2 separate regions of the Homo sapiens genome follow, and region 2 is linked to region 1. A link is a loop called in an ENCODE intact Hi-C map of the cell type or tissue named here. Cell type or tissue: MCF 10A. All regions are shown on one strand. Region 1 overlaps PTPRM (protein tyrosine phosphatase receptor type M). Region 2 overlaps PTPRM (protein tyrosine phosphatase receptor type M).

Region 1 (8,000 bases):
TCTTCAATGCCTGATATCCTCTCTTCCGCTTGATTGATTTGGCTATTGATACTTGTGTATGCTTCACGAAGTTCTCGTGCTGTGTTTTTCAGCTCCATCAGGTCATTTATGTTCTTCTCTAAACTGGTTATTCTAGTTATCAATTCATCTAACCTTTTTTCAAAGTACTTAGCTTCCTTGACTTGCATTAGGACATGCTCCTTTAGCTCGGAGGAGTTCGTTATTACCCACCTTCTGAAGCCTACTGTCAATTTGTCAAACTCATTGTCTGTCGAAGTTTTGTTCCCCACTGGTGAGGAGTTGTGATCCTTTGGAGGAGAAAAGGCATTCTGGTTTTTGCAATTTCAGCCTCTTTGCTCTGGTTTCTCCCCATCTTCGTTGGTTTATCTACCTTTGGTCTTTGATGTTGGTTGGCCTTTGTATGGGTTTTTGGTGTGGATGTCCTTTTTGTTGATGTTTATACTATTCCTTTCTGTTTGTTAGTTTTCCTTCTAACATTCGGACCCCTCTGCTGCAGGTCTGCTGGAGTTTACTGGAGGTCCACTTTGGACTCTGTTTGCCTGGGTGTCACCAGTGGAGGCTGCAGAACAGCAAAGATTGCTGCCTCTTCCTTCCTCTGGAAGCTTCATCCCAGAGGGGCACCTACCAGATACCAGCTGGAGCTCTCCTATGTGAGGTGTCTGTCAACCCCTGCTGGGAGGTGTCTCCCCATCATGAGGCACAGGGGTCAGGGACCCACTTGAAGAGGTAGTCTGTCCCTTAGCAGAGCTTGAGCTCTGTGCTGGGAGATCCACTGCTCTCTTCAGAGCTGACAGGCAGAAACGTTTAAGTCTGCTGAAGCTGCGCCCACAGCCACCCCTTCCTCCAGGTGCTCTGTCCCAGGGAGATGGGAGTTTTACCTATAAGCCCCTGCCTGGGACCGCTGCCTTTCTTTCAGAGATGTCCTGCCCAGAGAGGAGGAAGCTAGAGAGGCAGTCTGGCTACAGCAGCTTTGCAGAGCTGTGGTGGGCTTCACCCCGTTCGAACTTCCCAGTGTCTTTGTTTATGTTGTGAGGGGAAAACTGCCTACTCAAGTCCAGTAATGGCAGACACCCCTCGCCCAGCAAGCTGGAGCATCCCAGGTTGACTTCAGACTGCTGTGCTGGCAGTGAGAATTTGAAGCCAGTGGATCTTAGCTTGCTGGGCTCCGTGGAGGTGGGATCTGCTGAGCTAGACTACTTGGCTTCCTGGCTTCAGCCCCCTTTCCAGGGGAGTGAACAGTTCTGTCTTACTGTCTTTCCAGGTGCCACTGGGGTATGAAACAAAACTCCTGCAGCTAGCTCAGTGTCTGCCCAAACAGCTGCCCAATTTTGTGCTTGAAACCCAGGGCCCTGGTGGCACAGGCACCGGGGGGAATCTCCTAGTCTGTGGGTTGCAAAGACTGTGGGAAAAGCGTAATATCTGAGCTGGAGTGCACCATTCCTTATGGCACAGTGCCTCATGGCTTCCCTTGGCTAGGGGAGAGAAGTTCCTTGACCCCTTGCGCTTCCCGGGAGGCAATGCCCCACCCTGCTTCTGCTCTCCCTCCATGGGCTGCACCCACTGTCTAACCAGTCCCAATGTGATGAGCTGGGTACCTCAGTTGGAAATGCAGAAATCACCCGCCTTCTGTGTTGATCTCGCTGGAAGCTGCAGACCGGAGTTGTTCCTGTTCGGCCATCTTGCCAGCCATCGATCAGTTTTTTAGATTTTTAAGCTTCCCAAGGAAAGCAATGATCTTTTCTTCCTGAAGTGGCCAGTAAGTGGCCATTATTTAACTGATGGCTTTTTGAAGAGTGCTGATTTTTCTGAGGATATTCTAATGCAAGTAATTATTAGATGCTTTCTGTGGGGCGTGGATATCAGCTCACTTGATGTCTGACCACATGATGTTGCTCTTCTGTAGCTCCTAACTGGCATATGCATCAGGAGTATCCTCAAGGCTAAGAGCCCCAGTGTCTTCCCTTAGGCTAGAGATTGGGCCATATGCAAGTTAATCTTTGTAATCTTATGAAAGCTCATGGTTCTGAAATGAAAAGTAAAACTGAAGTTGAAATTGCACAGTGGCATGGTGGACTTTGTCTTCAGGAGATGAAGTCGGTTTAGAGAGCTGAATTTTCAAGATGGCTGACAACTGGCTGCACTATGGTATCAGGAAATTTTACTGCTTTTAGGTGAATATCACTCTAAGCTTTATCAGGCACCTTTTTGCCTTACTCAACATAAATTAACATGTTTGTGGTAAGTTAAGGCCATGTTGAAAAACATAAATGTTTTTCTGCAGATTTGCTAAAGAGTAGTGGCTTACTTATGCTCCTAACTACCCCTGGCTGCTGTGCTGCAACTTGGCATGACTGTATTTTATATTTTATTATGTCTTCCCTTTTGGCAACTCAGTTTTCTCATTGTTGCTTGGGTGTCTGCTTTAGCAGTCTTTCTTTCCTGTGAATTTCTGAAGGTGTAGATACCAGATAACATAATTTTTGTGCATATGGTTGAGTACAGGCTGTGAGTCAACTGAATAAATGCATGGATTTGACGACATCTGTTTTGGCTGCTCAGAGGTTTTGTTTTGGTATATGTACTCTCTAGTACTTAATTTTCTGTGTAACTGAAAGATACCTTAACTCTAAATTGATGGTACCCCATCCCCTCCTCTCTTCATTACACTGCCTACCAATCAATAAAAAATCTGATAGACAATTTTAAATATTAAATCACCTGAATATTTTTTATTTGAAATATAAAATCACTGAAGATTTTTTTTCCTCAACGATTTAAAAATATTCTTTGCCTTTAGTTCAGCTTTCTCCTCTGGGCCTGGCTGTAGACTCTATGGAAGTAATTCTGCCTAATAAAAAGGTTTAGAGATGTTGTCTAAAACACTTTAGAAAAGAACCGTCTCTCTGGCAGTTAACTCTCATGGGGATAAAGTAGCTTTCAAACTCCAACAATAATGGTTAGTTTTGACGTATCTGACCTGTTTGTGTGCAAAGTGGGAGTTCGCCTCCCTGGAATGCCACTTAAGGCAGCAATGCAGCTCTTGAAAGAAGTTTTATAAAAGCAAAACACCAAGCTGTAAAGGACAAGGCATTTTAATGTGAACTGCTATTACTTTCGCAAGAGCCCAGTTGCTTTCCTAGAAAGCCATAATGTGATTCCCAACAATAACTGTGGACATGCTGTTCCTCCTGTGGTTAAATCACATCTTGATTTCAGCTGTGGAGCACTGATTAATCCTTCTAAAGTTTGGACAATGAATGAAGTGAATGAAGTTTGGACAGTGAATAAAGTATCTTCCTCTACCCTCCAAGGTATTGATGGTCACTATTTGCATTTGTGTGTGCTCTACAGTTTCTCAGTGACAGTCCAGTTCAGTTCTTAATTTACCCTGATGATGATCCTAAACTTGCGTTAGCCATTGTTTTCTGCGGTGCCATTCTGTCACTTTGGCATTTGAATATGTCTGACATAGCAATTACAACTTCGTGTTTTAATTACTTAATTACACAGTTGCTTACTCTGTTAGACTGGAAGCTTCTGAGGGGCCGTGGACATGTCTTTTTCATGCCCAATGTCAGTGTCTGTTCACTGTAACAGGCTCACAAATGTTTGTGGAATGAACAAATGTTGAATCCCCAGCCTGTTCTCCATCTGTGGCCTGTCTTAATGCCTCATCCTGGAGGACTCAGCTCAGAGTTCCCTTTCTCTAAAGAGCTGTCACTAGCACCCCACCTCCCTGAGCTAGCTTCAGTGCCACTTTTGTGTGTGCCCTCAGTGAATGTTGAACGAGGGAGGTGTTCACACCATTGCAACATCACTGTCTTCCTGCCACACCTGACTTAAGAATGGGGCTTGAGTTATTATACTCAACTTTGAATCAGTGGTGCTTACGACAGTGCCTGGGCAGTGATTACTCAATACATATACACAGTACATTTTAAAGTTTGCTGTTTCTTTTTAGAATAATTGTGTAAATGATAAAGAAGAAAAAATTAAAGAAAAAGTGTTTCTGCCAATGAGATACATAAAAGGATTTAAAATGCCTCTGTTGTTATTTTTTGTTCATAGTGCATTGTGGTAGTTAATTCAACTAATTGAGTGCCAGGCATATCTCAGATTATCCGTCATTGGTGATATAGATGTATCAAATTACTGTTTCTGCTTTTTTGTCAGATAAAATTCAGTTGTCAGCATAAACTGGAATCATGTAAGTGGTGTAAAAGAACCACCGTTCTTTCACATATTTTAGGCTAAGAATCATTTTGGACACCATCAGCTCCCCAGCCTCTCAGTATCCATTCAGACAAACAATCCTTTGATTGTAACTCAAGATATCCCATTTATCCTTCCCACTTCCTCATATCACTGCCTTAGATTACCATTGGTCTACTATTCCCACCTAATATTTTCTCTTCATGTTATTATAAAATTATATTATTGTGCAGTTATTATTCATATTATTTTGCTATTCTACCCAGTGTGTTTATGGGTACCTGGTTTGTTTTTTTTACCCGGATTGAAAACGATTACTTGAAAGAGTTATTTACAAAAATACTGGTTAAATGAAAGAAAAATTAGCCTTGAATAAAAATACCCAAGATAATCAGTGGTATTACTTCTTGTACATTTCTTCCCATTTCCTTGTCGGCAACAATAAAAGTGCCATTTATACAGGAGTGAATGTTGGAAGTGATTCACGTGGCATCTCTTGACAGACCTGTGGAGGGCACTCTGTGGAGGCAGAAGATGAAGAGCACTTAGTATCGAGTGCCTCTGTGAGTCATCACAGATATGCTTCTGACCTTCAGACCATTTTGGCACTTAATAGATAATGTTTGTCTTCTCTTGGGTTGTGTAAGCTCAGAGAATTGGTCATCTGTTTTGAATAATTTGATCTTAAATAACATTTTTAAGTAAAGCCACATGAGTGTTATTATATCATTTTATTGCATTAGGAAGCAACAAGAATAAAAATATCCTCTGGGCTTCTGAAGAGATCCAGGGGTTTATTTAATTGTTTATATTATATTAAATGTCTTACTTAAAATTCATGTTTTTCAATGAATGTTGGTAGTTTTTAAATGATAGATTTTATTTTCATCTCCTTATCTTGCATTCTGTCACTAATTCTTTTGTTTCCTTGAGAAGAAATAATAGAATTAGTTTTGGTTCCATACTGTCATCATAAGCATAGTGAGTTTTAACTTTTATTTTTAAATAAGAGAATAGCTCATGTAATTTGAGAATCGATTAATTTTACTTTTTAAGACTTATAATTCAAAGCTGAAGATGACCCTAATAGCTTCTAATGCACTTTTTTTTGTTCTCTTTTTAATTTTCTCCAGAGAGCATATGCCACCAATATTTGGTTATCTGACTCTGAGATGTGCTATGAAACCTTGATTATATGTTAGACTAAATCATCAGCTCCAGAATCTGACTGACTGGATTACAATCTGCTTTTCTGTGTGACCTTAGGGAAGTTTTTTTAAACCCTCCTGGTTATAAAATGACAATACTTCTCTCAATGGTTACCGAAGGGACCAAATGACATAAAGTGCTTAGCAGAGTGGCTGGCACATAGCTAGCACTCAGTACAGGTTCGGTAACAACAAGAGCAACAGTAACACCACCACCACCAAAAGGAGGGAGTGGGGGAAGTCAAGATGATTGCTTGTGCTTAGAACAGAGGATGCCAAGAGACTTCTTTTCTTTTGGGCTGGAAGCTGCTTTCACATTAGCCAGTCTTCTTTTCTTTGAAGTAACAGGGCCACTTTATATAACTTTATATAACTTTATATAAACCACTGACCATGATCATTAATAAATTAAAAAATACTATTTTCATGTCTGGAGCAGTTGCTTAGTATTTATATTCAATAAATCAAAACCCTGGAAGATTAAAAATACATATACCTTTTGGCTAGAAATCTGACTTGTAGGACTCTCTTCTGTAGAAATGAAGACCATTCACATGGCTCTTTATTGGATGTTCTTTGTCGTAGCAGGTGTCGAAAGTGTAAATTTGGGTCTCTGTGTCCTTATTGGCCTGAAGAGTTGTCAACATTATATTATTGGTAAAGGATCAGAACAAGCTGCAGAGGAATGTGTCAGCTTATTATTCTTTGAATAAAGTAGGAAAAGTTTTAAAAAAAAAAATCCCTTCGTATATGTGTCTGTATGTTTATTTGTATATAAAGAAGTATCCTGAGGGAAACATACTATTGTCTAAATGGGATAAGTTTGTGGTCAGTTAAGTGAAAGTTAGGAAGAAATGTTTAATTTTTCCTTTGAAATCTATTTTTTGACATTTTATAAAGGCATATGCAATTTTTGTTAATGTTTTTAATGAAAAGTTAAAATGGGGAAAGAACGAACTGGGTCTCTATGTAAACAAAACAGTTTGCAAGGATATCTAGAATTTAGCTATCTTGTTTTTATATTCTGAGAGCTGATATAAAGAATTTTCCCTAATATACAGTTATTTCCCTGGAAAGCTGATCGATCATTCATCATCAAGTGAGGACATTTCAAATGAAGCTTTTAAAAAATGAAATTTTTAAAGTGGTTATGCTAGAGGCAAAAAAAAAAGAGAGAGAGAAACACCTCTTTAGACCTCTATGAAAAACGAGTTTTAAAACCTAAGGTTTTAATAGAAATGTAATAAGTTATACTGGGTTCTGAATTAACAACAACAAAACCTGAAAACGAAATAGTGTACTCAGTAAAAATAACTTTCCACCCAGCCAAGCTTAGAGATACAGTGATAGAAATATATGTGTATAAATCTGTTTCTAGACCACCTACCTAAGGGAATAAATCAAGATGCACTGAGTTCAGTTATTTTAATTATCCTATAGCTCCCACAGAAAGGAGCTGAGGAGCTGAAAACACTAGGAGAAACAGAAAACCAAAAGCTTCCTTCAGAAATTCTTCACAAATGGCCTGGCGCAGTGGCTCATGCCTGTAATCCCAGCACTTTGGGAGTCCGCGGCGGGCGGATCACTTGAGGCCAGGAGTTCGAGATCAGCCTGGCCAACATGGTGAAACCCCGTCTCTACTAAAAATAAAAAATAAGTTAGCTGGGCTTGGTGGCAGGTGCCTGTAATCCCAGCTATTGGAGAGGCTGAAGCAGGAGAATCACCTGAACCCAGGAGGCAGAGGTTGCAGTGAACTGAGATCGTGCCACTGCACTCCAGCCTGGGTGACAGAACGGGTCTGTCTCAAGAAAAAGAAAAAAAAAGAAATTCTTTACAAATGATAAGTGACATATCCCACAGTGGGTAAATTGTTCACTGTATTATGGTGTATCCTAGGATACTATGCGTATCAGTGAAACATTCTTGGTAACGTGCACCATTTTTTTTTTTTTTGAGAAGGAGTCTCCCTCTATTGCCCAGGCTGGAGTGCAGTAGCACAGTCTCAGCTCACTGCAACCTCTGTCTCCTGGGTTCAAGCGATTCTCCTGCCTCAGCCTCCCGAGTAGCTGGAACTACAGGCGTGCACCACCATGCCTGGCTAGTTTTTTTGTATTTTTAGCAGAGACGGGGTTTCACCATATTGGCCAGGCTGGTCTCAAACTCCTGACCTCGTGATCTGCCTGCCTCGACTTCCCAAAGTGCTGGGATTACCGGCGTGAGCCTCTGTGCCCGGCCAACATGCACCATTCTTGCCAAAGACCTGAACTTTACCATCTTTACTCTTTTTTCAGCAAATTTGTTTGTAAAAACCATTTCCTCCCTGCCTCTTCCTTTCTCTCTATCCCGGTCACTCTCCCTGTATATTTGTATGTGTGTATATACCTGTAATAAAGTCATGCATTGCTTGATGACAAGGATGCATTCTGAGAAATGTATCGTCAGGCGATTTTTTTTCATTATGCGAACATGATAGAGTGCACTTACACAAATCGAGATGGTAGAGCCTACAGCACACCTAGGCTATGTGGTATGGCCTATTGCTCCTAGACTACAAACTGT
Region 2 (8,000 bases), 51 kb after region 1:
AAGAGACTGTCCTTTCTTCGTTGTATACTCTTAGCACCTTTGTCAAAGACAAGTTGGCTACAAATGCGTAGATTTATTACTGGGTTCTCTGTTCTGTTGCATTGATCTATGTGTCTGTTTTTATGCTGGTACCATGCTGTTTTGGTTACTAAAGCTTTATACTACATTTTGAAATCAGGTAGTATATGATGCCTCCAGCTTTTTTCTTTTTGCTCAGGCTTGCTTTGGCTATTTGGAATATTTTCTGGTTCCATATAAATTTTAGCATTATATTTTCTATTTCTGTTAAGAATGGCATTGATATTTTGATAGGGATTCCATTGAATTTGTAATTTTTGAGTAGTATTGTCATTTTAAAAATTATTGAAACAAATCATAACAGAAATACAACATACCTAAACCTATGGGATTTTCCTCTTAATTTCTTCGATTGGTTGTTCACTAGCATGTTTTTAAATTTCCACGTATTTGCGTATTTACTGAGGTTCCTTTTGTTACTGATTTCTAGTTTTATTCCATTGAGGTCAGAAAAGATACTTCATATTATTTCTACTTTTTTAAATTTGTTGAGACCTGTTTTCTGGCCTAAGATATGTTCTGTTCTGGATAATTTTGTATGTACTAATGAAAAGAAAGTGTATTCCATAGCATTTGGGTGAAATGTTCTATAGACGTCAGTTATGACTATTTGGTGTAGCGTGTAGTTTAACTTTAATGTTTCTTTGTTGACTTTCTGTCTGAATGATTGGTCTGTTGATGTTCCCTGCTATGACTGTATTACAGTTTATCTCTCTCTTTAGATCTATGTTTGCTTTATATACTTGGGAGCTCTGGTGTTGGGTGTATAATATTTATAATTGTTTTATCCTCTTAACCAATCCCTTTATCATTATATAATTACCATTTTTGTTTTTACAGTCTTTGATTTGCACCCTATTTTATCTGAAATAAACATAGATACTCCTCCTCTTTTTTTGTTTTCCAGTTAGATGGAGTATCTTTTTCTACCCACTTCACTTTGTCTTACCTATGTGAGTGCCTTTATAGTTGAGGTGGATTTCTTGTAGGAAGAATTTAATTGTGTCTTGGTTTTTTATATGTTCAGCCTCTCTATGCCTTTTAATTGGATAATTTGCTCCATTTACATTCAATGTCATTATTAAGTAAAGACTTACTACTGCCATTTTGTTGCTTAATTTCTGGTTGTTTTGTAGCTCTTCTCTTTCTTCCTTTCTTACTACTTTGTAGTTAAATGATTTTCTCTGGTCACGTGTTTTAATTTGTTGTTTTTCATATGTAATGAATCTATTATAGGTTTTTGCATTGTTGTTACAATTAGGCTTATAAAACATATCTTATAGATATAAGTTATCTTAAAGAGATGACAACTTATCTTTGATGACAAATAAAAGGACAGAAAAATGAAAAAAATGCTTTTATGCTTTAACTCCATCCCCCTCACATTTTGAATTTATGTTGTTTCAGTTTGCGTGTTTTTATACGGCCTATCTCTTAACAGGTTACCATACCTATTACTGTTTTTGATAGATTTGTCTTTTGGGCTTCACAATACTTACGAATAGATTGCACACCACAGCTGCAGTGTTAGAATATTCTGGATTTGTCTGTATATTAATATTATCCGTGGGTTTTATATACTTTTACATGTTTTCTTGTTGCACATTAGTGTTTTTTTCCTTTCAGATTGAAGAATTCCCTTTAGCCTTTCTTGTAAGATAGATCTAATAGTGATGAATTTTCTCAACTTTTGTTTGTCTGGGAAAGACTTTATCTGACCTTTATTTTTCTGTGGATAGCTTTAGTGGCTGCAGTATTCTTGGATGGCAATTTAAAAAAAATTTCCACACTTTGAAAATGTCTTCTTATACACTCCTGTTTTCATTGAGTTCTGTTGCCATATGAACCCTGATTCCTTTATATGTTATTTGCTTCTTTTCTCTTGCTACTTTTAGGATACTCTCTTTGTCTTTGACCTTTGAGAGTCTAATCATTATATCTTTTGGGGTAGCCTTATTTGAGTTGAATCTGTTTGGTGTTCTCTGAACTTTCTGTCCCTGGATATTTATCTCTTTCATGTTTTGGAAAGTTTTCTGTAATAGGTAAGCTTTTTGCCCCTTGCTGTTGCTCAACTACCTCTTGAGCACCAATAATTCTTAAATTTGATATTTTGAGGTATTTTTCAGTATTTTGTAGATAATCTTTTTCCTTTTCATTTTTTTCTTTTTGCCTCTCTGGCTGTAAATTTTCAAATAGCTGTCTTCAAATTCACTGATTGTTTCCTCTGCTTGACCCATTCTGTTGTTAAGAGCCTCTAATGAATTTTTTTTTTTTTTTTTGAGACAGAGTCTTGCTCTGTCGCCCAGGCTGGAGTGCAGTGGCGCAACCTTGGCTCACTGCAAGCTTTGCCTCCCGGGTACATGCCATTCTCCTGCCTCAGCCTCCTGAGTAGCCGGGACTACAGGCGCCTGCCACCACGCCCATCTAATTTTTTGTATTTTTAATAGAGACAGGGTTTCACTGTGTTAGCCAGGATGGTCTCTAACTCCTGGCCTCATGATCTGCCCTCCTCGGCCTCTCAAAGTGCTGGGATTACAGGCGTGAGCCACCGCACCCGGCCTCTAATGAATTTTTTAATTCAGCAAATGTATTTCTTAGTTTCAAGATTTCTGTTTTTTTTTGTTTGTTTGTTTCTCTGATAAGTTTCTGAATTGCTTTTCTGTGGCTTCTTAGAGATCAGTGAATTTCCTTAAAATGGCTATTTTGAGTTTTTGGTTATAAAGTTTACATATCACCATCTTGTTCAAGTCAGTCACTGGTTCCTTGCTTTGTCCATTTGTAGAAGCTGTGGTTCCTCATTTGTTTTTGTTTCTTGTGGATGTATGTCTATGTCTTTGCATTGAAGGGTTGGTTATTTATTCCAGTCTTCCCAGTCTGGCTTGTTTTGTTTTTTATTGGACATTTTTGCTTAGAGCTTCTTTGTAATTTACCTGTTGATTTCCCTTTTTTTCCTCTGCTAGGTTACTGCCTAATTTTTGGCACTAGATGACACCTTAAGCCAAAGTTTGCCTCAGTTATGGTAAACAATGAGAGTGCTACTTTCCCTGAATTTGAGAGGTCCCAAAAGGGATATACCAGTAGTGTGGGAAGGCTGGCTAAGGGTTTGTGCAGAAAGGATGAACAATTCTCCTACAGTGAGGTGCTGCTTAACAGCCACTCTGATTTGGCATCCCTTTGGCCAAGTTACAGAGAAAGTTTCTAATGCTGGGGTGGCAGTCCTGCTGCCCCGTACCTTTTTCTCTGTCCTTAGGGATATTTCTCCCTTCAGGCACTTTCGATGTTTCCATTGGGTTGGGGAAGGGACAGATTTCCTGCCAGGCAATCCACAATAGTGGGGAAATTGTTTACCCACTTTGACCTCATTTTTTCCAATGTAGAAATTATGAGTCAGAGGAAATTTTCCGGTTACTTTCTGCTGGGCAGATTGGGGGTTGGGGTTTCACAGATATTGAAGTCTGGTTTTCTTCCCTCTGCTCAGAAATTTTTCATGTCTCTGGCTCCTGGAATAGTCTCATCCTCATATTTGAGTTCTTGGGTATTGCTGGTGATAATCTCTGTGCTGTATATTTATTTATTTTTTGTGGGAGTGAGTGAAGCCAACTTGCTTCTATGCCACCATTTCAGAACTGGCAAAAATGCATGTATTTTTTAATTAGTAATTTCTAATAGTTTAACTTATAAAAAAAAGGTTTTAATTATGAAAACTTTTATCTTAGCATTATATGTAGTGGAAACAAACCTCAGTGTTCAATAATGGGGGATGTTTCCGTAAACTTGTTTATGTATGATATGTATTAGGGTTTCTTAACCTTGGTGCTATTGAGATTTTGGCACCCGCTAATTTTTTGTTGTGGGGGCTATCCTGCACATTTTAGCAGTGTCTCTAGCCTCTGCTTTCTGGGTGCCAATAGCACTGCCTTTTAGTAGCATAATTCTGCTGCGAGACACCAGGAGTCATTACTGAAAATATTTAACAACCCTTCAGCACAGGCTCAGAACTGACCAGCTTAACTGAGCGGGGTAAAATTTAGAATAGTGGCCGCAAGTGCAATACCCCTTTAACCCAAGTTATCCTGAGAAATGGCTACATACCCAGACACCTTGTGTTAGAGACCTAGCTTGCTGTAGTAACCTGTAGCTGGGGGAGAGCAGGATTAGGTGTCTGGGAAATCCACTGGAGAGACCAGCACCAGGGAGAGAACCTGTTGTTCTGAGTGTGCCAGATAACTTCAGCCTTTAACACTCCACAGGGAGATGGAAGGCGGCGGGGGTTGGTCAACATGTGGAATGAGGCTTCAAGGCATTGTCCTGAGATATTATTGGAAGGAAAACTTTTCCTTTTCTGATTTGGGTCCAGTGGTTGGGGACCTGCAGATTAACTGACAAGAGACAGATTAATTGAAGAAAAGACAAAGTTTATTTTCACAGGACAGAGTTCCCAGCAATGGAAAACCCACTAAATAACCAGAGATAAAGGTTTATATTCCAAATTTAACAAAAGATTGGGGAGTGGTTTTAGGGCTTCAGTGGGAAAATGTAGAAAGTTCTATCAGGCTTTTTGATGGTAATGGCAACAGGCAGTTTGTCTACCTGGGAGCTGAATTAGACAACTCCCTTACAGGGGAGTTAATGGCAACTATTTTTTCTGGGAAAGCTCTGTTTTAGTCAACTACTTGAAGTTCAGATAAGATTTCTTTCTGCATCTTCTTTTGCTCAAATGTTTTCACTTTAAAATAATCTGTATACCAACTCTGGGGATCTGAATGGGTCCCCGTATTTTCCCTATGTAGAAGTTCCTTCAAAAAAAGAAAGTGGGTTGATTGCTGCGCAGAGACATTTGTGTTATAAATTGCAAGGTAAGAGATCTATAAAAGAGAGCGAATTTAGATTAGAACAAGGAAACAAAAAGAAACCAAAGAATAATGGTTGGAGCAAACTATAAACTCAGATTCTGAGTCCAGAAGGCAGCCAGTTGTGATTTCCGGGTGTTGGATTTGAAGCGTCTTCAGTGATGATAGTAGTGTCACAGCCACGGTTACTCCCTGGAGCAGAATGTGGAAGAGGCAGGTATTCCAGTGGGCTTTCTGAGTGGCCCACACAGTGGTGGTGATTAATCTTTTGAAGTTTTATCAAGTCATCCAGCTTCAGCTTGCACAGCTTTGGGAGTATGCTTAGAATTATTTCATTGGGGAATTTTTTTTAATGTTTCCAGTTAATGACACATGTACTAAAATAGATTTATTAGAAGAAATTTGTTTAAATTTCCTTGACAAGAAACAGCTTTTGGCTTCTAATATATTCCTATTAATTGAGTTAAATCTTAAAATTCTTAGTGAACTCTATTCATGTTGGGGACTTGTGGTGTAGGTAAACCTAAAATTATAATGATTATAAAGTTTTTTATATGGTAACATTTCATTAGTATCAGATGAGAGTGAGAGAGTAGAATTCTACAGAAATTGAAATCTAAAATGAACAGTCTTTAAGGATAGGTGTGTGGTTTTAATAATTGTAAGTAATATGAATTTAATGATGATAATGAGTATCTGGTGTGTGTGAGGCAATAACATCAAGTTCTGTTGCATCAAGTGCTGTGGCCGTTGTGATATGAGAAGGCCTAACCACAAGGTGAGCGAATCTACAGAAGCTTCATGGAAGGAACAGCATTTGAGAAATGCCTTGAAAATTCCCGCAGGCAGACCCAGGGGAGCCACTGCAAGTGGGATGAAGAGATAAGGAAAGGCACAGATGGTGGGAAGACTGGGGAGAGGCACTGTGGCTTCGTAAACCGAGCCTGGTGTTTGGAACTGGATATACTGGAGTTTGTTCTTTTTCTTACACTTACTAGCCAAGTACCCATAAGTGTTCCCCATCTTGGAAATGGAGAAAATATCTCCCTCACAGAACATTTGTGAGTACTCAATGGAAAAGTTTCTGGCACATAAGTACCCAATAAAGGTTACCTTGTTCCATTTTCTAAAAACAATGGGTCTTTGACTTTTTCAGGAACAAAGACTAAAAGAGAAATTCATTTAGGGACTTTTTACAGAGATCTTTTAAAAACACATAATTATGTTATTCTTGAGCAAGGGGTAATTTGATTAAGTCAGTGAAAAGCAGAGATCATAGAGTTGTATGTTAATATATTAGTATTAAGAAACAATGGTCCATGGTTATATTGCTTTGTTGGAAGTTATTTAGAACATTTTGCATGCTGAGCATCATGAATACTTTGTCTGAATTATTAGTGGCCTCCAAATTAATAATGGGGCTTTCCTGTGTGTTTTTGACATTAAATTAAGTTTTTCTTTGTTCTTTGTTCTGAAGTAGTAACTCAACTTCCATTCCTAATTACGTTCTGCCCAGGCTAATATGAGCACTAGTTTGTAATCTTTTGCTACCCAGTAGTGGGGCACCCTTTTTTGAAGCTGCCTAGACATGGCTAAAGACACATTTGCAGTGGGGAAAAGCTGGCAAGGCGTGACAGATGCATTCTGGTTATTATCCAGATTTATCTGTCTCTCCCAGAAAGTATGATCATCCCCTTTGCTTCCCACCTCTTCTGTGGGAAGCACTCTGCTGTGCCCACCCTTCCCGCTTTGTTACTCTTTCACTCTATCATTGTTATAATAAGGAAATGTTTTCCTAAAAGTAGAATTTTCATAAAATTTAAGTCCTGACTTACCGTCCTGGTTCCTGGACACCTGTTTTCAGTGTGATGCAGAAATTGGCCTGTGCTTCTCATACCAAATAGAATAATCCTTTATTTAAACAGCTGTCCCATATGGACAATGTACATTACGAGACAATGGTGTTCACCATTTGGAATCCTTCTTTGTTCTTGAATTAGAAATAAGAATCAGCAAACATTGCCATGCTATGGCAGTCTCAGCATCATTTCACAGAGTGTGTCTAAAGGAGTAGTATTTTTGGTAGCTGAAAAATATTACATAAGTAATGCTGCATACCAGTTAGTTGTATTAAAATATATATTATGTACAGCTGTGTACTTGGCTTGAAAAGCTTCCTTGACAACATCATTTAACTTCTTACTGTTCTTTTCATGTTGCTGGTATAAATATCTAATATGTTTTTGTTCAAAACATCAATTAGGTTTCAGTATAATCTTTATTAATACAGATCTGTTATTACAAGAAGACTGCCGAGCTATGATAATTTGCACAGCAGGAACAATAAAATATCTCCTTTCTGTTTCATTCTATTCCAGAATGCTTGGCTTTTTGTTATTCTTTTACACAACATACTAAAACCTTTTATGATTTTTTAAAAATTATAGTTAAATCTTTAAAGCTTATATAAGCAAAAGCATTATTTTTTTCCCAAGGTGAACAAAATTGAAAGGCCAAAAATTTCAGATAGATTGAAGAAGACATATATTAGTTACAAATCTCCACTTTTAATATCTTTCATTCTTTTTCTTTATGTAGCCAGGACTCCTCACTTCCTGCGGATTCAGAATGTGGAAGTTAATGCTGGCCAGTTTGCTACCTTCCAGTGCAGTGCCATCGGCAGGACCGTGGCAGGAGACAGGCTCTGGTTACAGGTACAGTAACTCATTTTCATCAGTTGATGAGAGTCCAGCGGGAAGAATACACTCCCCCTGGAGGAGGAACCCAGAGAAACAGACTCAGGTCCTAGTGTAAGAGTTTCCTTCTTTGTTAATAAGTAGCCAGATTACTTAGTAATCTATAAAAGCTAATTATTTTTGTTTAAACACCTTTTGTGAATTTCTTTTTTTTTTCCTTTGCTTATGCTTAGTCATCTTGCTTGGAAGATCTGATTGTCAAATTACTTATATGGCAGTTTATTAAATTACAAAATATAGCACTCTTCTCCTAAGTCTTCCTCTTGAGAAAAATCTAAAGAGTCTCTTTCTCTCTCTCTCTCTCTCTTACACACAT

What was found. Hi-C counts contacts between places; a loop is a spot of excess contacts. Peaks named below come from ENCODE experiments on the same cell type or tissue, not always from the same donor. Only the 100,000 strongest peaks of a DNase experiment are listed, where the experiment ranks them.
Region 2: a loop joins it to region 1, with 2.5 times the contacts of the local background. A loop is called at or near these places in 6 of 110 quality-filtered maps.

What each region holds. Positions count from the first base shown.
Region 1 is chr18:7,867,948-7,875,947 of GRCh38, forward strand. All of the region lies in intron 2 of PTPRM (protein tyrosine phosphatase receptor type M), which reads left to right. Among named protein-coding and RNA genes, the nearest start is that of PTPRM, 300 kb to the left of the region's middle. In MCF 10A, a CTCF peak has its summit at 4,717 (motif pointing right); DNase peaks (open chromatin) are centred at 3,164, 3,844 and 4,764.
Region 2 is chr18:7,919,042-7,927,041 of GRCh38, forward strand. PTPRM (protein tyrosine phosphatase receptor type M) reads left to right here. Exons shown (of 33, transcript NM_001105244.2): 5 at 7,527-7,642. Among named protein-coding and RNA genes, the nearest start is that of PTPRM, 360 kb to the left of the region's middle. In MCF 10A, a CTCF peak has its summit at 7,686; DNase peaks (open chromatin) are centred at 2,430, 3,410 and 7,680.